Linked DNA regions of Homo sapiens: region 2 is linked to region 1. A link is an interaction called in ENCODE POLR2A ChIA-PET data of the cell type or tissue named here. Cell type or tissue: MCF 10A. All regions are shown on one strand. Links, peaks and the distances in the headings refer to the core of each region. The heading gives the core; the rest is flanking DNA.

Region 1 (8,609 bases), core at 404-8,403:
AATAAATCAGAAACGTGGTAAATCCCATGGCCATTTGTGACTAGTCACAGGAAGGTTGAGATTACAGGAACGGATTAAAATGACCTTTGGAGTGGAAAAATATTGAAGAGTCAACACCAGGGTTCACTACAATATCTAATAATGCTAGAGCCACCCCAGATTCTTGTCTAGGGTACAGTGGGGGTATTGGTACAGAAGAGGCTTGAGAGGAAGATGGGCTGTGTTTGTGTCTGGAAGGTAAGTAGGGATCACCTTCATAGGCATGAGATGAAGGCCAGTCCAGTGGAAGTTAAGTAGGCATTCACCAACCATAACTTCGGGTGAGGACGGGAAGGTGACATCCCAGTGGTTTAGGGCTCAGGGCCCCAGACCGGTCTGGTGAGCTTCAGGGAATTGTGAGTCGTTCCATATGGCTGGAGCTCCAAGTGCAAGAAAGGGAGTGGCAGGCCTGAGGCCCCGGTCCTGGGCGCCACAGGGCCTGGAATACCACGCTGAGCCTTTGGACTGATCTTGTAGGCTGTGTTGAGTCACAGAACGGTTTTAAGCAGGGAAAAAAATGGGTTGACCAGACTTGCAGTAAATCTATTTTCCCGTGTCATGAAGATATCTACCTCCCAGGTGGCCATGAGGATTACCTGTATTGTTGTGTGTGAAAACATTGTGTAAACTGTAAATCATACCAATGTGAGATCTAGAAGCAGCAGCTTATACCTGAATGGCAGGGCTCTGGATTGGTGATATGAAGGGACAAAAAGGAGAGAGACTGCGCTCTGGGTTCTGATTTTTATTTAAATGCTTGCTCCAGCATTGACTGGCCGTGTGTTTTTGGTGTGTAAGACTGTCAACATCAGTCTCTTTATCTGCAAAATGGAAACCTAATAATTCTTTCTCTCAGGGAGGGTGAGGCCTAGTGTGTCTGGCATGGAGCAAACCCTTGTGTCAGTCCAGGTTCTTTGGTTGTGAGCAACAGGAACTCTGGCTACTTAAGAAAATTAATGGGAGGTTATGAAGGTGTCCCCAAAACTATAGAAAAATATGAGCAAGCCTGTCCCTAAGAAGGAATAGGGGGTGGGTGCAGTGGCTCATGCCTGTAATCCCAGCAGTTTGAGAGGCTGAAGTGAGAGGGTTGCTTGAGTCCAGGAGTTCAAGACCAGCCTGGGCTGCATAGAGAGATAGTGAGAACCTGTCTGTACAAAAAAATAAAATTAGCCAGGCATGTTGGTGCGCACCTGTGGTCACAGGTACTCAGGAGGCTGAGGTGAGAGGATCACCTGAGCCCACAAGAATGAGGTTGTAGTGAGCTATGATTGCACCACTACACTCCAGCCTGTGTGAAAGAGCAAGACCCTGTCTCAAAAAAAAAAAAAAAAAAAAAGAAGAAGAAGGAATAGGATGAAGTTGTTTTGTGGGATACAGGTAGCAAGAATTCATGGATGACCTTCCAGGTTGCTGCCACCAGAATGAAATTAGCTTTGTTCATGTTCATCTTTGTCTGTGTACAAGTTCAGGTTCCTTGGAGAATCTTGCATCAAACTAAATAATACACAGAGAGAGGTTCTCCAAAACAAAAGATGTTTATTTAGGAATAAAGCATTGCAATGGTAATGTGCCACAGCAAACTATGTGCATATTTAGGGAAGTAAAGGAAGACAAGGGTTTTGTCTTTGTTTTTGTTTTTTTTTATACTTTAAGTTCTAGGGTACATGTGCACAGCGTGCAGCTTTGTTACATATGTATACATGTGCCATGTTGGTGTGCTGCACCCATTAACTCGTCATTTACATTAGGTATATCTCCTAATGCTATCCCTCCCCCAGCCCCCCACTCCACAACAGGCCCCGGTGTGTGATGTTCCCCTTCCTGTGTCCAAGTGTTCTCATTGTTCAATTCCCACCTGTGAGTGAGAACACGCGGTGTTTGGTTTTTTGTCCTTGTGATAGTTTACTGAGAATGATGGTTTCCAGCTTCATCCATGTCCCTACAAAGGACATGAACTCATCCTTTTTTATGGCTGCATAGTATTCCATGGTGTATATGTGCCACATATACACCTTTGGGTATATACCCAGTAATGGGATGGCTGGGTCAAATGGTATTTCTAGTTCTAGATCCTTGAGGAATCGCCACACTGAGGAAGACAAGGGTTTTTAAAGGAAAAGTGAAGAGGATTACATACTTGTCCTGAAATAATTATTTTGGGCTACAAAGATCAATAACATGGGTGACTTCAGTGTGAGACTGGACAGGCAGTAATTAGGCAGTTGTCCTTGCAGTATTTTTTGTGTAAGGTTGTGATGGCCTTTGTGCAAGGCTGTGGTTTTGCAGTCTTTTGTTATCAGGCATACAAGTATGAGAAGCCTCTTTCATTTGTCAGGGTTCAATTTGTCAGGGTTTTCTTAACATTAGTGACTCCATTTTGATTCTGACTACTTTCACACTTGTTTGGCTAGCTTGGGTCTCATGCGAAATCCTTGCTCAGGCATAAAGTGTCTAGAGGTGGGGTGTAAGGGGTGGTATTTAACACCCCATCAAGGCTAAGGCAACAGGGAAGGAGTAATTCTTCAGGAAGAATCTAGATTGCTGTCACCAAATTAAGAAGTAAGGGATCCCACAGAGACAAAGACAGAGATGCCCTCTACAACATTTGGCAAATGGTGACCATCACAGTTACACAGTACTGGGTTCGTTGAGCTAGGATTTGTCCCTGAGAAGTCTTCCTAGTCTTTGCTGTTTCCTATTAAGCACTGTGAGAAGAATGGGGTCGCACATCTAAAAATCCTGCAGGAGACTATGGAAGGTTGCCGGGAGCTCCCCGTTCATATTCTCATCCTACCACTTACTGCATGACAGTGACATCACCTGTTCATGTCTGACACAACCACTGGTTCCTGGGCTCTGTGAGAGTGGGGATTACGTCTTTCTGTATCTCCATTGCTTGGCGCAGAGCCTGCCACATGGTAGAGCCTCAGTGAACTAAACCGTCACTCAGATCTCATCTCTAGTGACTTCCTAGGAAGTAGCACCATCAGAGAAATCAGGATGATATTTCAACACTAAGAACAATTGTCTGTTTCAGTGTATTTTTCTATTTCCAATTTTGAAAGAAATCAGCCTTTCCCTACCCAGTCACCATCACCCTAAATATCATATCCTTCTTGACAGGTATCGCTCTGAAGACTTGATGAAGGTTTGCTGACAAGAAAGGGCTTACTCACTGTACACAGCCCTTCAATAACTCCTACCAAGCACGGTGTTCCAGAGGCAGAGGGCTCCTGAGGGCAACCCTGAGGGTTACCCAGGCCCCAGCACCACCTGGGAGGACATCCCTGGTCTCCAAGCCTCCCTCTTCCCTGCTTAGCATCAAAGAACTAAAGGGGTTAGGAAAGTTCTTAAAAGTGATGAGCATTTTAACTGTTAGGCTGTGGACCACCCCGTGTCTCTGGAGGCACTTTTTCCAGTCTTCCCTTCATAGCGGCCAACTCTACAATCCCACAAGACCTGGTCTTTTAGGGCTGACCGTTTGAGATTCTTATAGTTAGTTTTTATATTTACAGAGAGAGGCCATTTATAAGGAAGGCCTTTAACTGTTTTGAGAGGGGCATTTGACTCTCCCATAAATCCTGCTCATTTCTGTCTCCCTGCTGATACCCAAAAATACCCGGAAGTAGCCCCCAGACCTTAAATAGTTGAAAAGGGTGTCAGGGGTGGGGGAAGGATTGTGTGTGTGTGAAGTGTGTAAAGGAATAAACCAACCCTTTGACAGAACTTCTTATCCCTGGATGAGTTAGGTGATTTCCTCCACCTTGGGTGAGATCTTATAATTTTAAGAGTAATGGGCCGAGCGTGGTGGCTCATGCCTGTAATCCCAGCACTTTGGGAGGCCGAGGCGGGTGGATCATGAGGTCAGGGGTTCGAGACCAGCCTGGTCAACATGATGAAACCCCATGTCTACTAAAAATATAAAAATTAGCTGGGCGTGGTGGCGCACGCCTGTAATCCTAGCTACTCAGGAGGCTGACGCAGGAGAATTGCTTGAGCCTGGGAAGCGGAGGTTGCAGTGAGCTGAGATGGCACCACTGCACTCCAGCCTGGGCGACAGAGCGAGACTTCATCTCAGGGAAAAAAAAAAAAAAAGTAATGTTGGAGGAAAGGGAAGGGGAGGGAAAGGGATCAGGTAGAAACTGAAATTGCCCAAGGTCAGAGTCATGTTTTCTAATTTCTTCCTGACCATGTCTGTGTGGGGAAAACTAATTCAGACTTTTTAAGAGCTAAAGAACTTCAGTGTTTTTTTGTTTGTTTGTTTTTTGTTTTTGTTTGTTTGTTTGAGACAGAGTCTCACTCTGTTGCCGAGGCTGGAGTGCAGTGGCGGGATCTCAGCTCACTGCAACCTCCGTCTCCCAGGTTGAAGCAGTTCTCTCCTGCATCAGCCTCCTGAGTAGCTGGGATTACAGGCGCGTGCCATGACGCCCGGCTAATTTTTGTGTTTTTAGTAGAGACAGGGTTTCACCATGTTGGTCCGGCTGGTCTCTAACTCTTCACCTTGTGATTCGCCCACCTCAGCCTCCCAAAGTGCTGGGATTTGGCTTGTTTTTTTATTTTTTATTTTTAAAGAAACTTCTGGTGGGGTGTGATGGCTCACACCTGTAATCCCAGCACTTTGGGAGGCTGAGGTGGACAGAACTCTTGAGGTCAGGAGTGAGACCAGCCTGGCCAACATGGTGAAACCCTGTCTCTACTAAAAATAAAAAAAGTTAGCTGGGCATGGTGCTGTGTGCCTGTAATCCCAGCTACTTGGGAGGTTGAAGTTGGAGAATCTCTGGAACCCGGGAGGCGGAGGTTGCAGTGAGCTGAGATCATACCACTGCACTCCAGCTTGGGAGACAGAGCGAGATTCTGTCTCAGAAAGAAGTAAGTTCTACGTAGCATTTTTGTCTTGTTACATTAAAAAATAATTCAGTAGAACTGACTTATTATCTGACAGGGAGATCCGAGCTATGGGATTTTTTAGAATTATAGTCAGAGGTCGGATAAATCCATTATCTCTGACATTCTGCAGGTAAATAAGCTAGAACCTAGAGAGGCTGACCATGTGAGTCAGATTATCTGGTTCTGTATCTCTGCATTTCCTTCCAGTGAGTCATCCCTGAGCTCATTTAATTGGTCCAGCCCAGTGTCTGCTTGTCAGTTAATTAAGAGAAGCTTCAAGGGCCCAAGCATATCTTAAAGAGCCAGCGGTGGCCACCAGACCAGTGTGGGCGGTCATCAAGGGTCAGGTTCCTTTGGGGCCGCTGGCATTGGGGATTGGGATTGGGTTGATCATGGGTCAACCAGCCCTTTAGGGATGAAAAGGAGGCAGGGTCTCAAGGGGACAATGCCTGCCAGCAGCCGGCTGTGTGGGGGCTGCAACTCCCATCAGGCTTTGATGTGTTTCTTTTTTCTCTTTTTCTTTCTCTCTTTTTTTTTTGAGACAGAGTCTTGCTCTGTTGCCCTTCCCAGGCTGGAGTGCACCATCACACCCGGATAATTTTTTTATTTTTAGTAGAGATGGGGTTTCACCATGTTGGCCAGGCTGGTCTCGAACTCCTGACCTAAAGTGATCTGCCCACCTCAGCCTCCTAAAGTGCTGGAATTACAGGTGTGAGCCACCGCACCCAGCCTGATGTGTTTCTTGATGTTTCTTTGTATTCTTCTGGAAGTCCCTCTGATGTTTAGCAAAGTCTTTGTAATATTTCAGCCAGCATCAGCTCTACTGTGAGTTTTAATGAGGCGTCAGAACAACCCTGGAAGTCAATAGATGGCAACAGCAGAGAGTAAAGTGAGAACTCCATGGGGGAGAAGAAACCCTCAGGAGAGGCAGGAGCTCTGGCATCAACCATCTCTCTGCCCAGAATCTCCTTCCAAGTTGAAGCTTCAGGAGTTTGGGTTCTTCCAGGGTACATTATTGGTCCGATAAGATTGGAAAACACTGAACTAAATAAAGTTAAACAGGTTTCTTCATTACAAACTCTTCTAACATCCTTAATCTACTGATATACCTTATGAATCTTCAAGAGAAGACAGTTGCATTGCCAGCAGAGTTTCTCGAACTATTTAATTATGAAGAAAGTGTTTGTTGGCTTTGGTGCTCCAAGAAACACTCTTTGGGCCACATCATTATGAAGAGTCATTATAGATCCCACCTCTTGTGTGATTGATGGGCCTATTCCTCGAAGTAGTTAACAAAGAGACTAAAATGTAATCCCTTTCCACAAGGAGCTCAGCCCATAAATATCTACTAAATGTATGTCTTCTTACTGAGTGCCAGAAACTGAGCAAACTGATTATTACATGGATTATTTCATATTCTTCTCAAATCCTCACAGCAGCGCTGTCAGGTAGGTGTGATTATTACACCCCTTTTACAGAGGAGAATGAGGCTCATGAGTTTAGATAATTTAGGATTACATAAGTAGTAACTGGCAAATGGCCCAACTCCCATTCTTATACATGGTGCCTCCCCAAGGGGGACACTTCTCAGGAACTAAACACAGTCCAGCATAAGATGCCTTTTAAGTATGGTTGCTCTTCCCCAGGGTCGGTTATTTATTTAGTAACATTGGTTCCAGGGACCCTCCATGTTGATTATTCCTTAATGTTCTCAGGAGCAGGGACTGACTCATTCACCTTTCCATTATCAGTAGGGACTCAATAGATATTTCTTGAATGAATAAAAGTAAATAAATAAATGAAGACACTGATTTTTAACTGGTCCTGGTGATAAATAATTTCTAACAGAGGCATTGCCCAGATCCTTTCAACTAGTCCATAACATTTCTTGAGCTCCTATGATATGCCAAGGACTGGATTCAGTAGTCACCAAAGCTTGTTGAGTTGCTGTTTCCCTTTCTGAACCTCTAATAGTCTACATCACATGAACACATGTTTTCGAAGGCAGACCTTCTTCAGACAATACATGGACAGCCTTAGGCATAAATCCCTTTCCTGTATGAATTCCTCTATAGTAAAAATCATATTGATTGCTTAGGGAGGGGGATACTGAGTTAGTGGTTAAGGGTGTGAAGGATAACTCCTCAAATTAAAGAACTGCACGAACCCTTAACACTCAAAGGCTGGGAAGCATAGAAGGTATTTAATAAGTGCTTGTTGAATGAATGATGCAGACATGCATGAGGCAAGAATGAGGCAAGCTCTGGGCGCCAAAGACAGAGAGGGAGCAGCCACCTTTTTCTTAGTAGCTTGTTGAGGAAACTGCTTGCTGGCCCCTGCCCAAGCCCATGGTGTGGCCATTGTGCATTCTGCAGGGCACATAGTCTGATATGTGGGGTGCTCACAGTAGAAGCCACCTCACACCAAGAGACTCTGCGTGGGCCTTTCCCCTGAGAGATAACTTGAATGCGATGGTAAAATAGAAGCCAGGGGTTTAAGACCAATCTCTGCAGTTTATTAGCCCCTGGATAAGTTACCTAACCATTCTGAGCCTCAGTTTGCTCAACTGAGAAATGAAGATCGTAATTTTTAATTTAGAATTCTTCTTATTTTTTTAGGTCCTTCCAGATTGCAAAGAAGAGAGGCACACAAATGGTTGCTCAGATGAGGTAGATAAGTTAATTATTAGGAAGAACAGGACAATTTCATAACTGCTTCCTGGAGACCTGGGACAAGCCCCCTCTTCATTAAGGAGATGACTGTGGCTGGAATGGCTTTGCAGGATGCCCCCTGCTTGCTCCTTCTGATGCGTCTTGTTACCTCTTTATCACTCGCACACAGTCAAAGGAGCTGGCTAGGCCAATCGTCACTATCCGGGAAAGAGTGCCCCCACTGGGCAATGTTTCTGCACCAGGTCACCTCATGTCCATAGCTCTCTTTGACTCAGGAAGGGATCCCAGGTCCCGCCAGTTGCAGTCACAGCACTCACAGAACAGCTGAGTCACCTGGAGAGAACAGCCTAAGGCTAGTTTGGCTTTGAGAGTGTATTAGTTTCCTCTGGCTGCCGTAACAAAGTAACACAAATTGGGTGGCTTAAAACAACACACATTTACTGTGTCACAGTTCTGGAGGCTAGAAGGCCACAGCGTGGTGTCAGCAGGGCCATGCTGTCTCTGAAATCTATAGGGGAGAATCCTTCCTTCTCTCCTGGCCTCTGCTGGTGCCTGGCAGTGCTGAGCATTCTATGGCTTGTGGGTGCATCACTCGAATTTGCACCTCCATTGTCACATGGCTGTCTTCTCCCTGTCTCTGTCCTCATGTGGCATTCTTCACTCTCTGTGTTTCTGTATCTTGTTATAACGACACCAGTCATATCAGATTACCTTACCCCAATAGGACCCCATCTTAATTACACCTACAACTACCCTAGTTCCAAATAAAGTCACATTCTGAGGTCCAGGGGGTTAGGACATCAACATATTTTGGTGGACACAATTCAACCCATAACAGAGGTTCACAAACTGTCCAGCACCTCTCCAGCAGAGCTGTGGTGAGTGTTACATGAGAGGCTACACATGCCTACCATGGTGTCACATAAAATAAAATTGTCTTCCTGTTCAATGGGTCTCAAAATGTAGTCCTCGACAGGCAGCAGCAACAGCCCCTAGGGACTGGTTAGAAAA
Region 2 (8,609 bases), core at 482-8,481, 61 kb after region 1:
ATTGGATTGTTATATAGGTAGTGAACTTTTAGCCACTGTGGGTGGTTATGATATAAATATTGTTAAATGTCAATCATTTCATGAGTTAAAATGAGAAAATTTACCTGTAGTGTATGTAACAGGTTTAAATTTATCATTGATTTAGTGGAATGTTAAAAAAATTTAGTAATATTTAATCAGCCAGAATAATTTTTATTTTATTGTTTTTTTAGAGACAGAGCCATGCTCTGTCACCCAGGCTCGAGTGCACTGGTGCCATCATGCAGCCTTGACCTCCTGGGTTCAAGTGGTTCTCCTGTCTCAGTTTCCTGAGTTGCTGGGACTGCAGGTGCTTGCTATCACGCCTGGCTATTTAAAAATTTTTTTGTAGAGACAGGCTCCCATTATGTTTCCCAGGCTGGTCTCAAACTCCTGGGCTCAAGTGGTCCTCCTGCCTTGGCCTCCCAAAGTGCTGGGATTACAAGCATGAACCACCATGCCTGGCCCAGAGAAATAGTTTTAGTTTTATGATTAAACTTTTCTAAGGATATCAACTTAGCCTATTTATGCCTAGTGTTCCATTATTGGAACGCTAAGCATGTGGGAGTTATTTATATCCTACTGCTCAAGCCTCATCGCCAAGGTCTGATTTTTCACACATGCAAAAATTAAAAAAATTGCAACCTCAGGCATAAATGGGTTTTAATTGTCTTTATTAACAAAATTCAGAGCTCATAGATTTTTTTAGTGGGGGCATACTAAAATTTGACATTGGAAGTTCCATTCCATTTCCCTGCCCTGTTAGAAATTTGGGTAATGCATTTTATCCAGAGATGTAGCATTTGCTAGATGTTTTAATATTCAAGAGTGTGTTGTGTGCTGAGATGGGCTAGGTGAAGTAAGATGATGTGGGAACTTGTTTTGTAGCACCCTCTTAAGACCTGATTTTATTTAAATTATGAAACTATGCTAAGTATGTCTTCATAACCTAAACAATACTATATTTTAATAGTCTCCATCAAACTTATTTTAATCTTTTATCTTTCAAAATGTATGTATATTTTACTTTAGCTAAGCGTTTGAGATTCTCAAGGTCATGATGTCAGAAGCAGCAAGGTTCTGTTTTCAATTCTCAAACCTTTCTGCTTTATTCTTACTCTAACTAATGAGAAGAAGCTGGGATCTAATATCTACAAGAGTGAGTAGATACATTATTATAGAGATATATCTATATCTATATATTTATTTATTTATTTTGAAGCAGGGTCTCACTCCGTTGCCCAGGCTGGAGTGTAGTGGTATGATCTCGGCTCACTGCAACCTCTGCCTTGAGAGCTCAAGACATCCTCCCAGCTCAGCTTCCCAAGTAGCTGGGACTACAGGCATATACCACCATGCCCGGCTAATTTCCTTTTTTTGTAGAGATGGGGTTTGGCCATGTTGCCCAGGCTGGTCTCAAACTCCTGAGCTCAAGCAGTCCTCCTGCTTCAGCCTCCCAAAGAGCTGGGATTACAGGCACGAGCCACCACGCCCGGCCTCTTTCTATTTCTTGGATGTCAGTTAGGATAGGAGGAACACATACATGTAACAACCACCAGATCAAAAAGCAGCAAAAGAAAATTCTGAAGGAGAGAGGACACTCAGTCTTCTTTCCTATTGTGAAAAATGTCAGGGCTCCATGTAAGCAGGAGTGTGTCTGTGTATTTTCCATGTTGAAGTATACTATGTGTTAAGTGCCTTCATCTCCATGCTTTTAATTTATTAGCACAGCACCTTGCCCCTATACTGCTCCTATCCAGAGAAAAACCAGCCTTATGGTTTAATCTGCACCCTTTCTAGATTTTTTTCTATGTACATATATATTAATGCATAAGTATTTTATGTACGTATGTTAACATATTTTACATATGTGTAGTCCGGAGAGGTTAAAACACTTACCAAGGGCTAGTCAGGTCCAGACTGACTAACATTACTTATTTACATTTATTAAGTACTCATTTTTGGTAGGCCTGGGCAGCCCAGAGTCCTTACTCTTTTTATTAAATGCATATGGTTTTAGACAAAAATTCTGCAGCTGCATAAATTCTAAAAATAATTACATTATCTGAAAGGGTGTAAACAAACTGTTAATAATGCTCCTAGCTGGATGGTGAGCAGTTGCTGGTAGAACTGGGCTGTGTGTGACTGGAATGGAGGACTAGGTTAAAGGTAAAACAACAGTTTAAATTCTCTGTTGCTTCATGAATTTAAGACCAGAATTGATTGTCATTAATGCACTACTTTCTATAATTTTATGTATTTAAATTTTTGCAATGTATATGATCACTTTAATAATAAAGCAAAAAACAGATTTATGACTGGTTAGTATAAACATAAAATTTAAATGTTTTACTTGTTCTGAAATCCCCATGTTTCAAAATTAATTTTTTTGGAGGGGTGTCATACAAAAGATTTGAAGAGATTATTTCCCTCCTTACTCTGAAATTTTACATGATTTTTTCTCCCTCTAGGTTTTGGAGCTCATTATTTTGGCTAAACTCCATACCTGAAAGCTTTCTGGGTGCTTTCTGACATTCTGATACCTTTCCCAGCATCTCTGTCACTTTTAATGCCACTGCCTACAAAAGACTGCGCTTCTTGTGGGCATGGCTTTCAAAAAGCTAGTTAGTGTTATTTTCATGTTTGACTAAAAGAGGATAAAGGCCCTCCTGGGTTTGGAGTTGTGCTTGAGAGTATATGCCAGATTGTGCTGTCCTCAGCTTTTTAAACCATACTCCTTTTTCTGTGTGATAATATTTGTCCTGCCCTGGAAACTTTTTGGTTAAACAGTTTGTGCTCTGGAACTCCCTTGTCACTTCTGAGAGCGACATTCATTTGGGGAGTTTTTAGTGACTAGAATAATCATTACTACCTAATTTTTAAGAAGGGCCAGAAAGAATGACTTGATTTTATCAGACCAGTGACCTCATTTCATGAGTGAGAGAGGCTTGATAGCAAAAGGGTCACAGAATCTTTTTTCCTCTTGGGAAAATATTCATGCCCCTGTAATTCTACCATCCAGAGCAAACTAGTGTAATAGTTTAGTCTATACTCTTCTAGAATTTTTTTCTAAATGCAAACATTAATATACATTTATATATGTGTATATATATTTCTTGGCAAAAATAGAATCATATTCTGTCTGCTACTTTATAGCCACCTTTTCTTTTTGAGGTGGAGTCTCGCTCTGTCGCTTAGAGTGGAGTGCAGTGACGCGATCTCAGCTCACTGCACCCTCTGCCTCCTGGGTTCAAGCGATTCTCTTGCCTCAGCCTGCCATGTAGCTGGGATTACAGGTGTGTGACACCATGCCTGGCTAATTTTTGTATTTTTAGTGGAGACGGGGTTTCACCATGTTGGCCAGGCTGGTCTCGAACTCCTGAGCTCAGGTGATCGGCCCACTCAGTTTCCCAAAGTGCTGGGATTACAGGTGTGACCCACCACGCCCGGCCTGTAGCCTTCTTTAGAATGAATTCTTTTTTTTAAAGTTACAGCTTTATTGAGATATATAATTCTTAGTTGTGCAATCATCATCATAATCAATTTTAGAATGTTTTTATCATCCCAAATAGGAAACTCATTAGCAGTCACTCCCATTTTCCCCCATCCCTAGGCAACTGCCTGTCTACTTTGTGTCTCTATAGATTTTCCTGCTGTAGACATTTCATATAAATGTAATCATACAACACGTGATTGTTTGCGTTTGGGTTTTTTTACTTAGTGTAATGTATTTCAGATTGTTAATCTAAATAACAGAGGGAGACTCTCAAAGAAGATGGTATTTAGTAATGGGTGTTGCAGTAGGAATACATGTGCCATAGTAAACTGTGAAACTATGTGCCATAGTAAACCAGGGCAGTAAAGGAAGACAAAAGTTTTTATAGGAAAAATGAAGAGGATTACATAATTTTTTAGGGATAATTATCCTTGGCTACAAGGATCAATAACAAGGGTGGCACCAGTCTGAGATTGGACAGGCAGTTGCTGGGCTGATGTCCTTGCTGAAGTTTTTTGTTTGATATGAGGTTGCAATGGCCTTTATGCAAGGTTGTGGTTTTTGAAGAGTCTTTTGTGATAATTCTTGTTATCAGGCATTTGTGCATGAGAACCCTCCCTTCATGGCCTTCCCTGGCTCCGTTATCGGAGTTTTTAACGCAAGTGAGTCTGTTTTGATTCTGACAGCTTTCACAAGGTTCATCCACATTGTCGCATGTATTAGTACTTCATTTTTTTTTAATGGCTGACTAACCCATTGTATGGATGTATTATGTTTCGTTTATCCATTCATCCATCGATGGATATTTGGATTGTTTCCACTTTTAGACTTTTATGATAATGCTGGAGTAAACATTCATGTGTAAGTCTTTGTGTAAACGTATATTTTCATTTCTTTTAGATACCTAGGAATGGAATTCCTGGGATGTATAGTAAATTTATGCATAGCTTTTTAAGAAACTGCCAAATTAAACAGTTTTATTTGAGAATAAATGCAAATACATATAACAGTAAGGATTTTTAAAATACTTGATCAGCAAAAAGTTAGTAAAATGATAATGCCCAGTGCTGATGAGTATAAGCAGTCATTTTCATACACTGTTAGTGAGAATGTAGATGTGCATTTTGGCAACATGTATTACTTTTTTAAATGTGCAGGCTCTTCAGTTCAGCAGACCCATTTCTGGGAATTTAACCTGCAGAAATAGTTGACATAAATCTAAGTCATCTTGGGTTTTCTTTTCTTTTCTTTTTTTTTTTTTGAGATAGGATCTTGCTTTGTTGCCCAGGCTGGAATGTGGTGGAGCAGTCATGGCTCACTGGTTTCCAGCTCCTGGGCTCAAGTGATCTGCCTGCTTCAGCCTCCTGAGTAGCTGGGATGACAGGCACGTGCCACCATGCCCAGCCAGTTTTTTACTTTTTGTAGAGACAGGGTCTCACTGTGTTGCCCAGGCTGGTCTCAAACTTCTGGACTTAAGCAGTCTTCCTTCCTTGGCCTCCCAAAGTGCTGGGATTAAAGGCATGAGGCATCATGTCCAGTCTTGGTTTTCTCTTAAGAGTAGAAAATTGGAAATACCTTTAGTGTATGAGTAGGAGACTGGTCATGATAATTTTTTTCTTTCTTCCATCATTAATTTTTCTCTCTCTATAGGATCATTTCCATTTGCATGCAGACATACCTTTTCCTCCATTTTAAAGAAAACCACTTTTATCACAACCTGCTAGCTAGTCTTATTCCTCTGACCCTCTACTGCAGAATTCCTCAAAAGAATGGTCTGTAGTCATAGTCTTGAATAACTGCTTTTTTTTTTTTTTGAGATAGGATCTTGCTTTGTCATCTAGGCTGGAATGCAGTGATGCAATCATGGCTCACAGTTCTCCAGCTCCTGGGCTCAAGTGATCCACCTTGATATACCGAGATCCACCAAAATCGATAGATCCACCATGTGATCTATTCTTGAACAATTCTAGTCAGCTTTAGCCTCCCCACTTCACCACGACTATTCTTGTAAAGGTCACATTGGCAAATTCAGTCAGTTTTCAGGCCTCATGTTACTTGGCTTCCATCATAATATTTACCACTCTTAGTCTCTTTTATTAGTTCCTCCTTTTTTTTTTTCCTTTTGTGTATTGATGCCGTAACTAGAGATTGAAGGAAGTAAAGCAGTGGAAGGATGCTGTGGGTCTGCTGAGCTGGGTCTGTTTTCCCTGGACTTCTAGAGAACTTTGACTTACTATTCTTGGCACTGAGGCCTACCTCCTCTGAACGTTACGCATGCCCATACTCTTTGCATTAAGAAAGATGAGGCTCATTCTTGAGAAATGAACACACAAGAAGCTGGAAGCATCATAGGATTTAGATGATGGCAGGAGAAAGAATGTCAATTGAAAATGTTTCTGTATCTGCCTGCCACCTTACTCTGTAAGATAACTAAAAGGTTTTGCGTGGAGGTAGGATAGGGTACTGATTAAGAGCATAGGCTCTGGCCGGGTGTGGTGGCTTACGCCTGTAATCCCAGCACTTTGGGAGGCCAAGGCGGGCGGATCACCTGAGGTCAGGAGTTCGAGACCAGCCTGGCCAACATTGTGAAACCCTGTCTCTACTAAAAGTACAAAAATTAGCCAGGCATGGTGGCGGGCGCTTGTAATCCCAGCTACTTGGGAGGCTGAGGCAGGAGAATCGCTTGAACCCGGGAGGCAGAGGTCACAGTGAGCCGAGATCATGCCATTGCATTCCAGCCTGGACGACAGAGCGAGAGACTCTGTCTCAAAAAAAAGGCTGGGCACGGTGGCTCATGCCTGTAATCCCAGCACTTTGGGAGGCCGAGGCAGGCGGATCACGAGGTCAGGAGATCGAGACCTTCCTGGATAACATGGTGAAACCCCATCTCTACTAAAAATACAAAAAATTACCCGGGCATATTGGCAGGCGCCTGTAGTCCCAGCTACTTGGGAGGCTGAGGCAGGAGAATGGTGTGAACCCGGGAGGCAGAGCTTGCAGTGAGCCAAGATTGAGGTGCTGTACTCCAGCCTGGGAGACAGAGCGAGACTCTGTCACCAAAAAAAAAAAAAAAAAGCATAGGCTCTGTAGTTAGATGATCTAAGGTCAAACCTCAAAACTTTAGCTATAGCACATTCTACACGTGGAACCTTGGACAGGTCATGTGACCACTCCGAGCTTCACTTCCTCATCTGTAGTTCATTCTTTTTTCTTGCCGAACACTAGTCAATTCTACAACAATTGATCCATTCCGTTGGTGCTGTTATGTTGTTTCCAGGTTTTTGCTATGAATGGTGCTGCTGTGAACATTCTCGTAAATGTCTTTTGGTACACATGTATGTGTATGCACATTTCTGAGTGGAATCGCTGGGTCATAAGATGTGTATATGTTCAGCTTTGGTAGATATTTTGGGTAGGTAATACCAACTTTAGATGCAAAAGTCCTAAATTAAGTATTAGCAAACTGAATCCAGGAATATTTATATATACAAAAGATAATACTTTCCAACCAAGTTGATCAACAGGATGGTATAATATTTGAAAATCAATCTGTGTAATTCACTACATTATCAGAATAAAGAGAAAAATCATGTCAATTGATAATCTCAGGATGATCATCTCAGATAAACAGGGACATGCTCTTCTGTAACAGAACATTGATCACACTCAAGAAATATTAATATTAAACTATAATAATGCATATTCAGATTTTTCCAGTTGTTCCATTAATGTCCTAACCATTTAAAAAAAAATCTGGGTTCCTACCCAGGATCAAATATAGCATTTAATTATAAAGTTGAAAACTTAATTATTGTAAGGTGAAAATCTTTTTAACTCTGTCTCATGGAAGAGGGTGGATTGCCTTGCCTGCCTAGGCATTTTTTTTAACCTCTCTTCTCAAATACAACTCCCTCCCATCTAAGAGGAACTATTATCCTAAGTTTTAAGATAATTAATGATAGTTTGGCTTTACCTGTTTTTCAGTATGGTTTTCATTGTATTTTTTAGCATAAATTTCTTAATATCAAATAGTAATATTTTAATAATAGTATTTTAATATGATAAGATCTCGTAATGTACGTATTTCCCCATCATCATAGTTCTTTTTCCTTTTGTATTTGTGTCCTCAGTGCATCACATCAGGATGCATGTGGTATCTGTTTGTCTCATTATTAATGATACTACATTTTCATCGTTTGATTAAGGTATTTATTTGCCAGGTTTTTCTACTATTTCTTTCTTTGTACAAGTTACTGATTTCCCCTTAGTGATAGATACTTTAGGTAAATATCCTGTTTGTCATAAAACTTTGATCCTAGTTTTAGCAATCATTGATGACTCTTGTCCCCAAGCATTTTTATTACAATGTTTACCAAATGCTACTGCTGAGTTTCTGGTTCCATCATTCTGCCTGTAGGTCATAGTTGGAATTCTGCAAGAAGGAAGGCTTTCCATTTTCCTTTTTTTTTTTTTTTTTTTGTTATTTCAGTACTTTATGTATTTTAATTTTACTCTATATATTCTGTTACTATTGTTTATTTTGTTGCATGAATTGTCCCAGTTTAGGCCAGTGGTGTCTATTTCAAATCAGTGCCTGAGCCCCTTTGACATGTCTTTTTGATCACTTTCTTACTTTCTGGCACAGATGTTTCAACTTACCTTGTACTTTGCTAGTCCCAGACCTGGAATCAGCCATTTCTCTAAGGAGGCTTGGTTTCTTTTGGTGGGGAATAGTATTCAAAAGTAAATGGTGCCAGATACAGTTTTTCTTTATATTTATCTTGTTTGGGGTTTGTAGACCTTTTTGAATTCGTGGCTTGAATTCTATGAGTTTTGGAAGATTCTTGGCCATTAAGTCTTTAAACATTTATCTTCTCCATTCTATCTTCTGTTCTTTTGGGACTCCAATTACTCACATTTGTGTATTTTCCAACCTTTTTTTCTTTTTATGCTTTAATTTTAATCCTTTCTTCTGCTGTATTAAACTTTGTGTTAAGCCCATTTATTAAAATTCGCAACATCAGTTATGTTTTTTCATTCTAGGATTTCCATTTGTAGGACTCTTTTAAATAGATTATACTTGTCTGGTGAAATT

What was found. Peaks named below come from ENCODE experiments on the same cell type or tissue, not always from the same donor. Only the 100,000 strongest peaks of a DNase experiment are listed, where the experiment ranks them.
Region 2: POLR2A ChIA-PET joins it to region 1 with 7 read pairs; 3 of 35 experiments call an interaction of 5 or more read pairs at or near these places.

What each region holds. Positions count from the first base shown.
Region 1 is chr9:5,876,229-5,884,837 of GRCh38, reverse strand. It overlaps a transcript of BRD10 not described here. Among named protein-coding and RNA genes, the nearest start is that of MLANA, 10 kb to the left of the region's middle. RefSeq lists an enhancer at 4,716-5,217. In MCF 10A, for the core only: no CTCF peak of the experiment used is centred there; DNase peaks (open chromatin) are centred at 4,817 and 5,127.
Region 2 is chr9:5,814,879-5,823,487 of GRCh38, reverse strand. All of the region lies in intron 4 of ERMP1 (endoplasmic reticulum metallopeptidase 1), which reads left to right. Among named protein-coding and RNA genes, the nearest start is that of ERMP1, 14 kb to the left of the region's middle. In MCF 10A, for the core only: no CTCF peak of the experiment used is centred there; a DNase peak (open chromatin) is centred at 5,367.